2 separate regions of the Mus musculus genome follow, and region 1 is linked to region 2. A link is a loop called in an ENCODE intact Hi-C map of the cell type or tissue named here. Cell type or tissue: heart. All regions are shown on one strand.

Region 1 (2,500 bases), 280 kb before region 2:
TCTGCAGATGAGTAGAGTTATGCACAATGTCTATGCTGCACCCCAGAGAAAACATAACTGTCTCCTGAGAATGAGTTTGTCCTTCAAGCATGGAGAATGTCTTGAGACCACCAAACTGAATCAGAACTGAGACAGTGGTCATCCTAACCACACCTTGGGTCACTGCTTTGTTATGCAGACCCTGCATCCTTTGCTGCCTGTACATAATCTCAAAGCTTGTGGCAGTGCTCCAAAGATGAACTTAATGTGACTGGGACCCTTATCTGCTCCAATGCATTGATCCAGTCTACTCTCTTGATTGTTTTTTTTTTTTAATTGTTTCTCATTGTTTTTCTTGGCATGCTGGGACAGGAGACTAAGCTTAGCCTATGGGCTTTAGCAAGGTTTTTGCCCTTATATTTCAATTCATTCTAAATACTTGTATGACCCTGGTTTAGTCCCTTAAATTCAAAAGCAGTAAGTACATGAAAACTGATAAAATTTATAGTCTAGGACATAGTTCCTTGTAATACAGTATAGTTACTGTTGGCTTTGACAAACGTAGTGCACTGGAAGATCTGAACCAGACACAATACTTTCTGAAACATACTGTTACAGAAGAGTAACATGAAAGGAAGTCAGGAAAATATATTTAAGATGCTTCATACTTTCATAGTAATTTCTCATATTCCTCCAAATCTTTACTTGATGTAAAGTCACATTAAGTAGGGGAACACATTTCTTTCTTACTGGAATAGCTAAGAAGAAATTTCTAGTCTTATCCAATCTGGAAATTCAAAAGAGCTAAAGTAAGGAGAATTTAGATTAATATTAGCAGTTAACCCCTCCCCACTTCTCTCAGAATGTCAGCGGCTATTTTCTAATTCCCAATTTGATCACTAAGAAATATTTTTAAAACAATTTATTTCTCTATTATATCTTTTAATATTTGTAAGTATATGTGTATGCTTATGTGTATATGTATGTGTAAGTATGCGTATGAACATTTGCACATATTTATGCCCGTGTCCACAGAGGCCAGAAGATGGCATCAGATGATCTGGGGCTGGAGGAGTTACAGGCAGCTGCAAGTGGCCAGATATGGGTGCCAGGAACCAAATTTTTTTTCCTCCATAAAAGCAGCAAGAGCTTTTAACTTTGAAGTCATCTCTCCAGCCCATGAGCACCAGACAATCTTTATAAGAAGTCAGGGAGGAGGGTCTTATAATCTAATTTTTTTATGCCAGTATGTCACTGCAGCCTAGACTGCACTCAAATTCACCTTTTAGTCCATCCCAGGATGCGATCAAAATCAGAGCAATTCTCCTGCCTCAGCTTCCCACATCAGGACTTACAAACGTAAGCTGGCACACCTCGGCAGGATTCACGTTTTATCTTGGAGGGATCTGGTGCTTAGAGAGGCTAAGCCACTTGATCAGGATTGTATGGCTGGTGAGTAATGAAGCAGAGGCACCAGGCCAAGCTCTAGCTCTGAGCTGGCTGCCTCCCTGCTGCCATCCCCATCCATTCAGTCAAATCCCTGAGTCTGAGTCTGTCATTGTGTAAAAGAGATTACCTTTGTCCCTGGTGTTCTTAAATCTTTTTAAAAATATTTATTAGGTGTGTGTGTGTGCGTGCACGCGCTACAATCCACATGGCTCAGAAAACATCTACGAGGAGTCAGTTCTCTCCTTCTATATTCACACAGGTCCCAGGGATCAACCTCAAGTTAGCTGGCTTGTATACCAAGCATCTTTGCCCCCTGATCCATCTTGTCAGTACACCTTCCAAAATCATTAAGATCACCTTTCTTTCAGATGATGCCATGCCTTTTAAAGACAGTCTCAGAAATCCTGCACCTGGGTCTGTCATCTGACATGACTTGTGGGAAATAAAAGTATTGTGTCTGGTTCAGATCTTCCAGAAAAACAAAAAAAAAAAAAAAAAAAAAAAAAAAAAAAAAGGATGCACAGGGCTCTGGAGAGAAAAGTCTGACCCTCAAGTCTGACCAGTGTCTGACCAGGAAATATTTGAGACTCATGAGAGGTTCAAAATTCTGTATATCACCAAGAAGAGTCTCATGTCTCTCTGGTCCTGAACAAGTCTATTTTCTTCTACTAATTTCTGTCTTGTTTTTTAATAGCTTGGCCAACTATACAGCTTTCAAATCTGGAACAAATTACAAACCTGTCCCATATGCCACCATTGTCAAATTCCTGTGACCCCACAGCTCTGGTATGCCTATGGAGCATGAAGATGGGATTCAATCCTCCTATCTTAACCTATAGTTATAACTGGTGACTCTGAGAGGAAAAAGGAAATGTGTCCTCTGTGTCCTTACTCTCACAAACCCAGGCAGCCTCTCTGGATCTCAGACTGGGGTCAGCAGGGGGGATTCCCCTATAACAATGATTCTCAACCTGTGGGTTGTGTATTTTTAGGAGGCTAAATGACCCTTCCACAAGGGTTGCCTAAGACCATCCAAAACCACAGATATTTACATTATGATTCATAACAGTAG
Region 2 (2,500 bases):
CTCCTTCTCAGACCCTGATCTTGGCCTGCCATCCTCTCCCATGGCTGATAGTCACTCTGAGGCAGACTCCAGAGGAACAACTCTTATGTATTCCGAGGGCTTCCAAGAGAGCCCAGCTTGATGTCAGGATAAAAGACAGAGAATTTAAGCACAGAATCCCAGACCTGTGGTCCTCTACAGCAACATGGCCAGGGGCTTAAAAGACCAGAGAGCTGGGGATTCCGGTTGCCAGCCAAGCCTGTGCTCGGCACATCTCCTTGGAAGCTTCCTACATTGATGGGGCTGTGTGAGCAGGGGACCCTGCCTTGGAGTGATACTGGGGTGAGGGAGGTCAGAAAACCCTACTGTGGAGTGCAGCATGGCTCTCCATGGCTCCCTGCTCTTGGGCCTAGCATGACTATACAGCATGTGCCCAGCCAGGACATTCTGAAGACCAGAGAGCAGCCTGGGGCATGAAGATGCCCCAACACTCCTCTTTCACACCTGCTCTTCCTCAGAGCTGCTCCCAAATCAGAAATACCTCTGGCTCTCCTCTGGTTCATGTTTACAGGACATAAGGCTGTCTTGGATCCCACCTGGCACCCTACCCTGCATTGGGGGAGCCTGGGCCTTCCTACAGCTCCCCCTGTACCTCAGGCTGTAGGAGAACAAAGCCCTTTCCCATGTCCCTCAAGCCTCCTGCGCCAGAATCGGCAAGGTGGTGGGCTTAGAGCCAGCACAGGTCATAGATCGACCTGGATTAAGAACCAAGTCACCCCAGTGTCCCCACTGCCTCTCCAGTACCCCTGGGCTGCAATGCCCCTTGCTGGGTTTGGACTGAGGAGACAATTGCCCTCTTCCTGAAACCCCTAAGAATCACAGATCTCGGGGCGCAGATAACAATAATAAAGAGGCAGAGCTCTTCCTGAAAAAATGTGAGACCCAGCAATCCCAGTCCTTTCCTGAGCCGATTCTGTGAGGGCTGCATTAGAATGGGCTCAAGGTCAAGAGCAGGAAATGTCTACACACTGAGAGGAAGGGCGACCTGAGCACATACTGCTTTAGAAATCACTCTGTCTCACACAAAATGGGAAAGCTTGCAAAGCCAACCCGCCTCGTGCCCACTGCCCCTTCTCCACCCCGGACAGAACAGTATGCTCACGCTGTTGCACCTACCCAGCCGCCCAAAAGAACCATCTGCCTGGGTGTTCAGCATCTGAGAGGCCCCTGGTCCTGGCTACATGGGGCCCTCTGGTGGTAATCTCACTCCAGCTCCTACAAGTTGGAAGCACAATTTTCCTCCCAAGTGGGGGAAAGGAAAGGGCGCAAGCCCACTGAAGAGGCGTTTATTTTTTAACTGCTAACAGCTCCCCCCACCCCGCACCTTCCCCCAGTTCCCCCTCCCCCCGCGCTCCATTAAAACTCATAGGACAGGCCCGGGAGTCATTCCGAATCCACTCTCGGGTGGATGAGACTCAGTCCACACATCTAACTTTCAGAGAATAGCATCAGCTGCCTATGTTGAAATGAATTTAACTTCTCACAGTCTTCAGGACACCACCTGATGGGATCAGACCCCACAGCCCCCTGTAGGACATCTCCCCCTAGCCATTTATACTTTGGATATTGTTTTGGAAATTTACTCCTTGGCATCAAATGAGAGGCACCGGGAATTTATCCGATGGGTGAATTTATGTCTGGGCACCCTACTGCTCATTCATAGAAACTGTCAGTGAATGCCAAGGTCAAACGGGCTGCTAAGGCTGCCTTCTTAGCCAAACTCAGTGCTCTTTTTAGGAAACTGAAAAAAAACAAAACAAAACAAAACAAAAATGGGGATTTTTACTTTTCACGTTTTGGCAGATGCTACTTCAGTTGTTTTCATGTAATGTCCTCCCTTCACTGCATGTGTATTTATTTAAAATTATAACCCTGGTGGACTGCGGCCTTCATCTCTGTTGGGAATGAGTTTGTTGCAAATCAGAACTGGGTCCATGATGACAACTTTCCCTCCAAACCCAGGCTGCAACCCCGCTCCCTCGATGGAAAGCCCCACCACAGAAGAGTTAAGCCAGGGGTTCAGGAGCACCATGGGCAAAGGCTGGTGTGAGGGTGGGGCCCAAGCTGCTGCGCCATCTGGTCTGTTTTTATTTAACTGTATTTAATTTGTTTTCAAAATTAAAAGTCAAATATGGTTTTTAACAGTTGTAATCCTCTTCAGCCCCTGTCTTATTTTAGTCTTGTTTATTAATTGAACTGTCCAACAAATATTTACCAGATGCCTGCTATGAACAGGCATTCTTCAGGGACCCAGCACGTAGAGGTCTTCATGGGGCTTACCCACCAAATACAGGAGACCGTGATAACAATGCAGCATCTCAGATGTGAGCTGCTGTCGGGAGAACAGCAGAGCTACTGTCGGGGGAACAGTAGAGCTGCTGGGAAAGGTGGGAGGGAGCAATGGGGTGGGGGGGCTGGGGTTCCATGAAGCATAGAGAGAAAGTCCTTCTTCATACGGGAA

Evidence for each region. Hi-C counts contacts between places; a loop is a spot of excess contacts. Peaks named below come from ENCODE experiments on the same cell type or tissue, not always from the same donor. Only the 100,000 strongest peaks of a DNase experiment are listed, where the experiment ranks them.
Region 1: a loop joins it to region 2, with 5 times the contacts of the local background. A loop is called at or near these places in 2 of 42 quality-filtered maps.

Annotation. Positions count from the first base shown.
Region 1 is chr9:26,479,626-26,482,125 of GRCm38, forward strand. No RefSeq gene overlaps it. Among named protein-coding and RNA genes, the nearest start is that of Gm30313, 69 kb to the right of the region's middle. In heart, a CTCF peak has its summit at 1,035 (motif pointing right); no DNase peak of the experiment used is centred here.
Region 2 is chr9:26,759,153-26,761,652 of GRCm38, forward strand. It overlaps B3gat1 (beta-1,3-glucuronyltransferase 1 (glucuronosyltransferase P)), which reads left to right. Exons shown (of 7, transcript NM_001310766.1): 7 at 1-2,198. Among named protein-coding and RNA genes, the nearest start is that of B3gat1, 27 kb to the left of the region's middle. In heart, a CTCF peak has its summit at 1,230 (motif pointing left); no DNase peak of the experiment used is centred here.